2 separate regions of the Homo sapiens genome follow, and region 1 is linked to region 2. A link is a contact called in ENCODE Hi-C or POLR2A ChIA-PET data. All regions are on one chromosome and are shown on one strand. Each heading gives the region's core, a stretch centred on a gene start or an enhancer-like site at or near the end of the contact. The rest is flanking DNA. Distances are from core to core; before and after follow the strand shown. Region 1 overlaps SERP2 (stress associated endoplasmic reticulum protein family member 2). Region 2 overlaps TSC22D1 (TSC22 domain family member 1).

Region 1 (6,799 bases), core at 1,491-3,990, 140 kb before region 2:
AACTTCCTAGATACAACTGAGCCTTTGACCCAAGCCTTAAGGTATGGGTCACCTGATACTGTAAGGTGGCAAGTTGAGAGCTTTACTTACACACATGCAGATACACACATACACACAAATGCAGGGAAGATGAGCAGAAGCATCGTGCCATTGTTTCTAGTTACATGCTGAACTAGCCTTGACATGGTTCCTGATCCCCATATGTTGGGTCTCAGAAATCCTTGTGAGTGGAGGTCACTTCTTCTAACTACACAGCATGCCTTGAGGGATTCCCACCCTCCAGCATCTCACTGTTACTGAGGGCAGGGAGGCAGAAGGTCCACATCTTCCTGCTCAGGCTTAGGCCTCCCAGCAAGACAGCCTCTGCCCCAATGACAAGAGAAGCCCATGACTAAAGATGAATCATGCATTCAAACCTAAAATCATGAAAATTAAAAAAAAAATTTAAGATGGATCAGTTCCTTTTATCTTCAAGAGACCACTCTTCCAAAGAAGCAAAAACTCTTAGGAGGAAGGAAGGATCCAAAGTACTTGGCATTATTGTTGCTTGTGGCTCAAATATTTTAAAGATGATTTGGCATTCCAAGATGAGAAAATCTTACACTCAAAGAAAGACAGTTCTACTCTATTCCCAAAGAAGTATCTTTAAGGACATCTTTTAAACAGCTGTTTACCCAATCCCTATTTGAATACTTCTTCAAAAAGCCTATTCCATGTCTGCTGGAATTCTATTAGAAATGTCTCTCCTGTTTTGAATTACACTATGCTGTCTTCTCAGTTGTTCAGATTTGAACTCCTAGGGTAACACAGAATGGACTCGTTCTCCTCTAAGCACCTTGAATCATCAGATATTTTAAAGATGACTGCCTGGTGGCTCCTTCTGCAAACTAAGCTTCCCTAAATCTCTCGACCTTGCCTCATAAGATGTGGTTTCTAGACTCCTCTTCTGGATCTGCTCAATGACTTTCTTAAAGGGTAGCATTTGGCAGCGCATGCCTGTAATCCCAGCTACTTGGGAGACTGAGGCAGGAGAATCACTTGAACCCAGAAGGCAGAGGTTGCCATGAGCCAGAGATCGCGCCATTGCACTCCAGCCTGGGCAACAAGAGTGAAACTCCGTCTCAAAAAAAAAAAAAAAAAAAAAAGCCAGGCGCAGTGGCTCACGCCTGTAATCCCAGCACTTTGGGAGGCCGAGGTGGGGAGGATCACAAGGTCTGGAGTTCGAGACCATCCTGGCCAACATGGTGAAACCCTGTCTCTACTAAAAATACAAAAAATGAGCTGGACATGGTGGCACGCGCCTGTAGTCCCAGCTACTCAGGAGGCTGAGGCAGGAGAATCACTTGAACTGCAGAGGTGGAGCTTGCAGTGAGCCGAGATCGTGCCACTGTACTCCTTCCTGGGCAACTGAGCGAGACTGCGTCTCAAAAAAAAAGTATAGCATTTGCAACTGCAGAAGGTGGTCTAGAAGCAGTGTGACCACCACAGAGGCAGTAGGATTGTCACTGCCCTTGATTTTGCTCACCACTCTGCCTCTATTAATGTGACCCAGGCTTGCAGTTACTTTTTAACAGTTGCAGCACATCCTTGACTCACGTCTAGCTGATGGCCAGCCAGATGCCACCCAGCTCTTCCTCAGATAAACTTCCTGCAACCCCGGAAACACATCTACATACCCCTTTATCCCAAGTCTCTCCTGTCTCCATCACATATTATTTTATTTTACTCATGACCCTCATCAGCAGTTGCAGTTATTTAGTTTACTTACTTAGGTTCATTTCCCTCCAGTAGGATATAAGCTCAGGGGAGACAGTGTTTATTTTTCATTAAATTTGTAGATCCTAGTTTAGTATTTAGCACATAGTTAGTGCTTAGGATGGATGGATGGATGGATGGATGGATGGATGGATGGATGGATGGATAAAGCCAGATATTCCTCATACTGTAGATATCTAGTTGACCTTTTTTGAGACCTAATATAAAACTTTATGACTTTTTTTTTTATTCTCAAAGAAGAACGATTACTTCTATTAAAATTTTAGGCTGGGCGCGGTGGCTCACGCCTGTAATCCCAGCATTTGGGAGGCCGAGGCGGGCGGATCATGAGGTCAGGAGATAAGACCATCCTGGCTAACACGATGAAGCCCCGTCTCTACTAAAAATACAAAAAAATTAGCCGGACCTGGTGGCAGGTGCCTGTAGTCCCAGCTACTTAGGAGGCTGAGGCAGGAGAATGGCGTGAACCAGGGAGGTGGAGCTTGCAGTGAGCCGAGATTGTGCCACTGCACTCCAGCCTGGGCGACAGAGCGAGACTCCGTCTCAAAAAAAAAAAAAAAAAAAAAAGAACAAAATAAAAACAAACAAAACTATGCCTTTATCATACCACAGGAAAATCAAGAAAATAAACCTGTACAAAAAAGTTAGCTATGTTTTCAGGCTGTATGACCAGTCTGTAGATTGTCAGACCTTGAACTTTAAGCCTCTGATCTACTTACCCTTTTTTCCCAGTGTTATGGTCCCTGAAAATATATTATTCTTCCAAGTCACTGATAAAAGTCTAGACTTGGAGAAACCCACAGAACACAATCAGAGACAACCTCTTTCAGGTTGACTTTGAGCCTCTAAGCAAAACTCATTCAAGCAATCATCATGTCTTGAGGGTCCCCTCTGTGCCTGGCACTGTGCCGGGCTTTGGAAATACAATCCTGTTTGGGTACTTGCAGGCATTGGGAGAGGCAGATAAGGAAGCTGTCAGTTGCAGCCCAGGGAAAGCGCACTGCGATAGTGACAGCAGAGTTTACAGGGTGCTTGGCTGGCATGGATAAGGAACTTCTAAATCATACTCAGCAGAAGAGAAAGTTTCCAAGGGGAGGTGCTGTTTGAGCGGAGTCTTGAAGAACAAACAGCCAGACAAAGGGTGTGAGGAAGGTGATTCTGCATGGGAACACTATGTGGCGGTGGCATGGTGGCTTCAGAGAATGTGCTGGGCTCAAGAATATAAGGTGCTCAGAATGGCCAAAGCCTACTCTCAGGCATCCCTGAGCCCCGTGACCATGCCACCTGTATTGTCAAGGGTCTAAGTAGATAAAGATATATATAGGCTTCAAGATACACAGTAACTGTGGCCTTCTCCAGTCTGCCCCCTTAGGCAGCCTATAAGGGAAAAAGCCAGTAGAGTCATTTGGCGTGGCTTATTTTTCTCAAACCCATGCCAACTCTCAAAACCCATCTCTTCCTTTTTGGAGGGTTTAAAAAACTATTATATGGCCTAAACTTTTGCCTGGCTTACCAGCCCATGCAGCAGGACCTGTATCTTTCCCTCTTGGGTAAATTGGGACATTTGCTAACAAGCATCTTTTAGAACTCTCCTGGTCTCCAGCAGTTTCCTAGGGATTGAGTATGTTAGCTCCACCTCTCTGGAGGTTTGCGTTTTTTTTGTTTTTTTTTTTTTGAGACAGAGTCTCGTTCTATTGACAGGCTGGAGTGCAGTGGCGCAATCTCGGCCCACGGCAACCTCCACCTCCCAGGTTCAAGCGATTCTCCTGCCTCAGCCTCCTGAGTAGCTGGAACTGCAAGCACGCACCACCATGCCCAGCTAATTTTTTTTTTTTTTTTTTAGTAGTGACGGGGTTTCACCATGTTGGCCAGAATGGTCTTGATCTCTTGACCTCATGATCCGCCCACCTTGGCCTCCCAAAGTGCTGGGATTACAGGCATGAGCCAATGCGCTCGGCCACCCAGGGCTCTTTCAATGATGCTGACTTAAAGCTTTCTAGTTATAAAGCCATTTTGCTTTTATGGAGAGGTTAGACATGAAATGAGAGTTGAGCCATCTTACTTTCTCTGTCTTCTATTAACATGCTATCGTGATCCCTAAGCAATGGGCCTCATCTCTTTTTTAATCATAACTAAAAATAATTCACCACCACCTTTTTTTTTTCTTGCCAACTTTAGCAATTTTTTTGCAAGCCTCAGCTCAAGTCGGGCACTGTTCTCACAGAAATGTGTCACTCTTCTCAGCTTGTCCTTGGTACTGTGCCCTTCCTTCTATCTTTGTACTTGTCCTTTTCTAAACAGAACATGTCATGGGAAACACAATAGCTCCTTTAGATCCGTCCCTGTTGCCACCTCTCTGGAATTAGTCACGATTCATTTCTTCTTGCAGAACCGACTATTCCCTCTAGAGTTTATCCTGTTTTAGGGTCACAGGCCATAAGTGCCTACCCTTCTTTTCTCTACATTTAAACGAATGTGCGGTCCTCAAGTCTAGCCCATTTGTCAGCTGCTTTGCTTTAGGTAATTAGCTTTCTGGTAGGTGCTGGGATTGTTGAAGCTCTCATCGGTGGTCTGTCTCACCTCTGTTCCAGCTTTGTAATCTGAAATAGGAAAATCCCCTACATCTCACATCTGCCTGTTTGCAGCACGCACACCTGCACCTGCACACCTGCCCTGGCCTGCAACACTCAGGCCAAATGCACTGGAGTGTCTTGTAGGATCTCCACATCTCTGCAGACAGATAGACCCTTTTCCTATTCCCTTCTATTAGCTCTCCTTTGAACAAGATACACCCCTATGCCAGGCTCAAGTTCCATTTCACCAAGTTCCAGTGGGACCTTGGAGGTCATATGGCCTTTCTTTGCATTCATGTGGTTGGTTACTCTTATTTTGTATGTTTTTATATAGATGCTAAGGAAAAAGGCGAAATCTTCTAATATTAATAAAGATGTTGATCATTGATGTGAGTCTCTTGAAAGTCTCACTTGCTTTCATTACCTTACTCTATTAACCCACTTTTCTCATTGGTGATTGGTTGGGCAAAGTGCTCTTTTTAGAAATAGTGCCAGTGTACCTAGGGTAAATAAATATTCAGGTCAGGCAGACAGTAATGAATGCACATTTTATCTGTTTTTCTGGCTGTCTTCTGGGAAAGAGTTAGGACTGGTAAGAAGCTGGCATTTAAGTATGTGCTCACTTATTGGTCACCCTTTCTCTGTTTTATGTGGAAAAACAGGTTAACAAGCCTGTAAAAAGTCTACAGGACCCCTTTCTTATAGACAGTTGTGGGTCACTGCCATCACTTGCCTCCTGCTTCTCAGCTTCTCTCCTGTGGCTTCCTCCTCCTCTGCATGTGCCTTTCATGCCTGCCATCCTAGTAAGAGCAAGATAATGAAAAGGAAGGAATGAGGACTGGGAGAGTAGTGAGGGGACACAGTCCAGGCACCCAGAGACCCCTGGCATAAACACGCACTCAGGGAATGCCACCCCTCACTGCAAAGCCAGATGGGAGCAACAGACCTCCCGGGGCTGCCCCACGCCCCCCAGATCTGAGCGCACCCAAGCCCTGTTCTGTCTTAGGCACTTGGTGGAAACCTCTAATACATTGTCCTGGTGAGAGGGAGTTTGGGGAGGTTATCTAAATACATCCTTTTCAGAATAAGCAAATTTCTACTTTCCATGATTGCAAAAGTTGTCTTAGGCAAGGGACTGCTTTGAAAACTGACCAACTGGCACTCAGAATAGGAGGCCTCTGAAGGGAGGATAGTTTCAGGATCTGCCAGATGTCAGTTTTGAGCCTAGATTCACTTTTGTCAGCTGAATGACCTTGGACAAGGTATTTACTCTTGGTATTGATTCCCTTATCAAGAAAATGGGGATAATGAGCAGCCCTCCCAAGGTGTCCTGGCATTGAGCAGCTCTGGGGATCTAAGTACAGGCCCATAGCAAGCCCAAAGCCTGCAGCTACAGTCACCACCACCTCTGTCCTTGTAGCCCTCATGGGAAACAGGGGCACCACGGGACCATCGGTTGTGCTGTGGGGTGCTTCAACTCCCACATGCCTTTCATCCTTCCCGGCTGCATGTTCAGTTGCAGACTCGACCTCTCACACTGGTCTCAATCTATCAGCAAGCCATGAGCCCTGCCTCTTCACTCCACGGATGAGTGGGAGCAGTGTAAGTGATAACACTTTGGATGCATGAGGCTGTTTTCCCATGTGATAAAGCGTCAAGTCTTCCCCACAGAGGGAGAAGGAACACCAATATGCAGACCACAATCAATGAACAGCAGTTTGTCCTTTAATTTGAATGTCAGGAAAAAAAAAATGTGAGTTTCATTTCCTTAAAGCAACCCCAATCCACCACTCTTTTGCTGTAAAAGTTATCTTTATGAGATACAAAAGCTTTGGGAATAGTATATTCTTCTGAGACACGGTATTATCCAATTAGAACATCTCAGGGCTGTATCTTGTTTCATTTTGTTTAATTTGATAACCAGTGTTTTTTTTCTTTTTTGAGACAGTCTCACTGTTGCCCAGGCTGGAGTGCATTGGCACCATCTTAGCTCACTGCAGCCTCCACCTCCTGGGTTCAAGTGATTCTCCTGTCTCAGCTTCCCAAGTAGCTGGGATTACAGGCATGCGCCACCATGCCCAGCTAATTTTTGTATTTTTAGTAGAGACAGGGTTTCACCCTGTTGTTGAGGCTGGTCTCAAACTCCTGGCCTCAAGTGATCGGCCCTCCTCAGCCTCCCAAAGTGCTGGATTACAGGCGTGAGCCACCACACCCAGACGGCTTTGTTAATATATAGATTATTTAAGAAATCAAAAATCCATTTCTTAATCAATACCTGTTATGGGTCTGCTCAGATTATTAACCCAAATAGGCCAGAAACTTCTTGTCAAACCTTAGCCTGGGATTTTGTTTTGCTTGAGTCTGTTTAACTGGCTGGATTTGCCTCTACTTGATCTACTAGGACCCAGATCCACATCGAAGGCCAAGGGATTTCAGTGCCCTCATAAGAG
Region 2 (6,261 bases), core at 729-3,228:
CATTGTGATGATGTCAAACACAGTGAAAGCTTTCAGTCATGCTATGGGATTTAATTGTGTATCCTCATTACTGTATCATTTGTGGGGTACACCCCTTCCCCCTTTTTTTTAAATTAAATACAGCTCATTCTTACTGTGGCTTGTAGCATTCCCCTCTTCTGGCCTCCTGGACTCCTCCCCTTCATCTCTCTTACCCTTGCCCCCTCCACCCGGTCTTGATAGTGGTATATTAAAAAAAGAAAGAATGAAAGCACATAAAATGAGTCAGTTTGGGGTCAGTGGTATAAAGGGGGTATATGTTGTGAACAAATGTTTTAATAACAGTTGGCTGTAATCACTCCTCGCCATGTCTGGCACTGAAAATAAGGGAAAAAAAACCTACTGAATAAAAGTGACAAAGAATGGAAAAAAAAAAAAAAAGAAACCTAGGCAATAAGACTTCATAAATTGACAGCTATAAAGTTCACACACTTGAGGAAGAATCCGAAAGATTTTTCTTTCTTAACCTTTCATTACTTGTTTTCCAAAACTACAACTTTCTAACAGCACTAAAATGGCACTATAATTTACCTACATACATATGGATCTTCCTCACTAAATTTGGGCATCTCAAAGGCTGCCTATGTCTTCTTCCTTAAAATATTTGTTTGGCGCCTACTGTGTAGCAGCTGCTAAAAAAAACAATAGCAAACAAGACAGACGTGATCCCTGGTCTCAGGAAGTCAGACAATAAATAGACCAACAATATATGCTTTTAAATTGGGCAAAATAGTAGTAAAGAATTGATGTAATGTTAGAGAGTAAAAGTCAAGGAAGAGAACTAAATGTTTAGATATAATGACTAGAAAAGGCATCCCTGAAGAGGAAACATTTAAGCTGAGACTTAAAAGGGGCATTCCAGTCATTAGGAATCCCCTAAGGTAGTAGACAGTAACACATTCAGAGACTAAATGAGCCAAAGGTGGCTGGAGAGGAAGAATGAGGGTAAAGTTGGAAGAAAAGGTAGGGCCTGATCATTTAGGGTCTCACAGGCCATGATAAAGAATTTGGATTTTGTTGTTTGTATAAAGGAAAGCAATTAGATATTAAACAGAAAAGGCATTTTATTTATGCCTTTAAAATCACAAATCATATTCTGTGAATAAAACAGGGATCAACAGATAAGGCAAGACCAGTAAGGACTACTGCAATAATTAGGCAAGAGAGGATGGTGGCTTGAAGAGATTGAAAATGGAGATGGTGAGAAGTGGACAGGTTTGACAAAGATTTAAGAGGTAAATCTGATCTTTGGCAAAAGTACAAAGACAATTCAGTGGAGAAGGAAGAGTCTTCATGGTGCTGGACAACCACATGCAAAAGGAAAAATAATCTATCCAACACTGACCTTTTATCTTTCACAAAAGTTAACTCAGAAAGTATCACAGACCTATACATACAATTCAAAACTGTAAAACTTGTAGATAATGAGGAAGAAAATCTTGTTTGGCAATATATTTGTAAACACAGCACGAAAATCATGACCCATAAAGAAAAAATTGATAAGGTAGACTTCATTAAAATTGAAAATTTTTCTTCTCTGTAAAACACTGTTTAAAAAAAATGAAAAGACAAGCCACAGACTAGGAGAAAATATTTGTCAAACACATCTTATAAAGGACTGGTATCTAAAATATACCAAGAACTCTTAACACACAATAAAGAAAAAATCTTAAAAAAGAGCAAAAAATCTGAGCAGATGTATCACCAAAGATAATAGAGAAAAAAAAAAAACATGAAATGGAGCTCAACACCCTATATCACTAGAGAAATGCTAATTAAAACAATGGATACTACCACACCCCTATTAGACAGGCTACAATCACTGACAACACCAAATGCTGCTAAGAATGCAGAGCAAATGAATTCATATTCATTGCTGGTGGAAATGCAAAAACAGTACAGTCGAGTTGAGACAGTCTGCAGTCTCTTACAGAGCTAAGCACAGGCTTACTACATGACTCAGCAATTGCACACACAGGTATTTTCCCAAATGAGTTGAAAACAAGTCCACATAAAAACCTGCACAGGAATGTTTGCGGCAGCTTTATTCAGAACTGCCAAAAACATCAAGCAACCAAGCTGTCCTTCATTAGATGATGGATAAACAAACTGTGGTAGATATATACAATAATAAGAAATGAGCTCCCAAGTCACAAAAAGACATGAAAAAAACTTTCATATTGCTAAGTGAAAGCCAGTCTGAAAAAGCTACACACTGCATGACTCCAACACTATGACATTCCAGGAAAGGCAAAACTAGACAGATAGTAAGATCTGTGGCTGCCAGAGCCTGAGGTGGGGAGGTAGGAGTATGTGGCACGCAGAGAAGAAGGATTTTGCAACAGGGAGGACCCTGATGACAGAGCATTCACAGTGGTATCAGAAGCGACAACCAGAATGGAATAGATTGAAAAGTAAACTAAATTTGAGAGATTGTAACAATATAAGTAGACAACTCTTGATAATGAAAGTGAACAGAGATTGCAGAAGTTAGGGGGTGTGGAAAGACCCAAGGTGGCTTCCTTAAGATGATGTATGAAAGCATAATTAGATACTCATGAGAATGAGCTAATAGAGAAAAACATTTGCTAATAGAAGGAAAGATAAAATACAAAAGGCAACAAATCTTTAGCAAAATATAAGAGATAGACCCATCCTCTAGAGAACAATGAGAAAAAGCCTTTGAAAAAAGAAGTATGGGGATAGAAGCATCTTAATATTTCCAGTGCATGAAATACTATACATAATAAAAGATGCATGAAACTTAGTAGATCCTCAATAGAGATTAAATGAATCAAATTAAATAACTGTAATGGTTTAAAAAGCTCCTAGTAGAACAGCCTACTTCTAAGTCGTGGGACTCAAACTAAATTGAAGGCAAATTCAGACACTGAAAAATTCATACTACTTCCAGTTTTGAGTTCAACTAGTGAAGCTGTCACTCCTGTCCACACAACAGAAAAAAAAAAAAACTGAACTGGAAATCAGTAGCTTCTCTTAGATCCATCAGAGAACCGAGATCACAGGACAATCTGCTGCCTCCTCCAAAACTAAAGAAACAAGCAAATACAGAAAATCACAGCTTACCAGAAGCAGCAACTATTGCTGAAGCCAACAACTGGAAGAAAAACTTAAATAGATTAATTAAGACAGTCTAAATATGGACTAGTTTGACAGATGGAAACTCCTGGCAAACCAGCCTTAAGGGGCTCCCCACACTTCCATGATTTTTTTTGTTTGTTTGTTTGAGATGGAGTTTCACTCTTGTCACCCAGGCTAGAGTGCAATGGCGCGATCTTGGCTCACTGCAACCTCCGCTTCCCGGATTCAAGCAATTCTCCTGCCTCAGCCTCCTGAGTATTAACAGCACCCGCCATGCCCAGCTAATTTTTGTATTATTTTAGAAGAGATGAGGTTTCACCATGTTGGCTAGGCTGGTCTCAAACCCCTGACTTCAAGTAATCCATCTGCCTAGGCCTCCCAAGTGCTGGGATTACAGGCGTGAGCCACCGTGCCCAGCTACTTCCATGATTTTTAACTCCAAAAGCCCCATCAGGTTGTCAGGGTAAAGAAAAGAGAAAAAAATCCCTGTGCTTCTGGAAGGAGAAAGGAAAAAAGGAAAAAGTAACCATATTCAAATATTCCCAGAACATTCTGTTATCCTTAACAAAGGACTGACCTTAAGGAAAATTATTTTACCAGAGGCTAACCAACAGCGGGTATATCAAAGCCTGACCAAGTGGAATAAGGAAAATATCCAACTAGGGTTCTCTCTCTAGCTTTCTTGTTCCACCTAAGGGGGGTAAAAAAGCTGAGAAGCATTTGTAAAGGTGAAAGCCCAGGGGCACTGTCCCACAAAAAACCTGAGCCTAATCACAGGACTACATACAGACTATTCTCCCCGCTCCACAACACTCATCTTACTACAATCAACAGAGCTCCTGTAAAACAGGAAATCACAACTGAAAGAATGGTAAGGCTCAGGCTCTATTTAAAAAGGAGTCTCATGCCTGTAATCACAGCACTTTGGGAAACCGAGGCAGGAGGATCACTTGAGCCCAGGAATTCAAGACCAGCCTAGCAACACAGTGAGCCCCCACCTCTACAAAAATCAAAAGATAAATTAGCCAAGCATGGAGGCGCATGCCTGTAGTACCATCTTCTCAAGAGCCTGAGGCAGGAGGATCCCTTGAACCCAGGAGTTGAAGGCTGCAGTAAGCCATGATCGTGCCACTGCACTCTAGCCTGGGTAACACAGCAAGACCCTGTCTCTAAAAAAGTAAAAATAAAAGGGAGTCTCTAGGGAAACCCAAATACCACAGAGTAGACAAGATCAAGGACACTATAGGAAATTCTAGCCTCTGACATCAACAGCAAATAAACACAGATTAACCCCTAGCCAGATAAACATGAAACTTCATACTCAAGTCCTACTGATCTTAGTTCCTTTTACCCAATACATCATATCTAGCTTTTAACAAAAAAAAAAAAAAAAAAAAAATAGCCAGGCTCAGTGGTTCACACCTGTAATCCCAGCATTTTGGGAGGCTAAGGTGAGCGGACTGCCTTGATCTCAGGAGTTTGAACCTAGTCTGGACAACATGGCAAAAACCCATCTCTACAAAAATAGAAAAATTAGCCAGGTGTTGGTGGCTTGCGCCTGCAGTCCCAGCTCCTCACGAGGCTGAGGCTGGAGAATCTCTTGAGACCGGGAAGTGGAGGTTGCAGTTAGCCAAGACTGTGCCACTGTACTCCAGCCTGGATAACAGAGTGAGACCCTGTCTCAAAAACAAACAAACAAACAAACAAAAAACACCATTAGACATGCTAAAAGGTTAGGAAAAATAAAACAGTCTGAGGATCCAAAGCAAGTGTCAGAATCAGATTCAGATATGGCAGATATTTTGCAATTATTAGGCCAACAATTGCAAATAACTACTAACATGCTAAGGGCTCTAGTGGAAAAAGTAGAGAACATGTTAAGAATTGATGGGTAATATAAGCAAAGAGATGAAAATTCTGAGAATCAAAAGGAAATGCCAGAAATAAAAAAAAACAGCAACAGAAAAAAAGAATGCATATTACCAGATCATCTGCACATGGCCTAAGAATCAGTGAGCTCAAAGATACGTCAATAAAAACTTCCAAAACTGAAAAGCAAAGAAAAAAAAAAGGAATAGAATATCCTAAGACTGTAGGACAATTTAAAAAGGTAAAATGTATGCATAATAGGAATCCAAGACAGAAAAGAAAGAGAGAAGGAAACAGAATACAGATGCTCCTCCACTTAAGTCCCAGTAAGTCCATCCTGAGTGAAAATACTGTCAGTCAAAAAGGCATAGCTGACTGGAAGCTGAGGCTTGCTGCTGCCCAGCATAGCAAGAGAAGTATGGTTTCTACTGAATGCATATTGCTTTTGCACCATTGTAAAGCTGAAAAATCATTAAAATAGTAATCGAAGAAAAAATGGCTGAAAACTTTCCAACATTTATGACAGACACCAAATCACAGAGGCAGAAAGTTTGGAGAACATGACATAAGATAAATACCAAAAATCTACACTTAGGCATGTCATATTCAATCTGCAGAAAATCAAAGACAACAAAAAGATACTTAAAGAAGCCACAGATGGTAGTTAAGAGAAACCTTACCTATTGAGGAACAAGGATAAGAATTACATCAGACATTTCTTCAGGAACCATGCAAGCAAGAAGATTGAAGTTAAATATTTAGTGCTGAAAGAAAAAACTAGCAACCTACAATTCTGCATACAGCAAAATTCTTGAAAAGTATAAGAGAAAAAAAGACTTTCTCAGATAAAAATAGAGAATTTGTCACTACTAGACCTGTCTTGAAAAAAATGTTAAAAGTTCTTCTGAAAGAAGGAAAATATAGGTTACCGATCTGCACAAAGGAAAAGCATTAAAGAATAAAAGATAAAAACAAAACGTTTATTTTAAAAATTCTTAACTGATCTAACACATAAATTTGTTCAAAATAATGACATCAACAATATATTGAATAATTATAATTTATGGAAAAGCAAAATAAAAAACAGCAGTGTTATAAAAAATGGGAGAAATAATTGGTAATGCTATGTTATAAGGTACCAGCACTGCCCATAAAACAGTTTTAATGTTAATTGAAGGTGGATTCGTTGTAAATGTACACTGCCAACTCTAGGGCAACTAAAACAAAAATTTTTTAAGTATAATTGATATG

Evidence for each region. Hi-C counts contacts between places; a loop is a spot of excess contacts on that map. ChIA-PET counts read pairs that join two places held with the same protein, here RNA polymerase II (POLR2A).
Region 1: a map of mesothelial cell of epicardium shows a loop between it and region 2 (15-fold over the local background). The contact joins two enhancer-like sites. A Hi-C loop is called at or near these places in 1 of 168 maps with a recorded cell type or tissue (mesothelial cell of epicardium). POLR2A ChIA-PET finds 5 or more read pairs at or near these places in 1 of 52 experiments (activated naive CD4-positive, alpha-beta T cell).

What each region holds. Positions count from the first base shown.
Region 1 is chr13:44,380,116-44,386,914 of GRCh38, forward strand. The region is part of intron 2 of SERP2 (stress associated endoplasmic reticulum protein family member 2); the gene reads left to right. Among named protein-coding and RNA genes, the nearest start is that of SERP2, 9.7 kb to the left of the region's middle. Within about 2 kb of position 2,741, at least 5 of the 41 ENCODE cell types and tissues checked have a DNase peak (open chromatin) inside an H3K27ac peak, as active enhancers do.
Region 2 is chr13:44,521,278-44,527,538 of GRCh38, forward strand. All of the region lies in intron 1 of TSC22D1 (TSC22 domain family member 1), which reads right to left. Among named protein-coding and RNA genes, the nearest start is that of TSC22D1-AS1, 51 kb to the right of the region's middle. Within about 2 kb of position 1,979, at least 5 of the 41 ENCODE cell types and tissues checked have a DNase peak (open chromatin) inside an H3K27ac peak, as active enhancers do.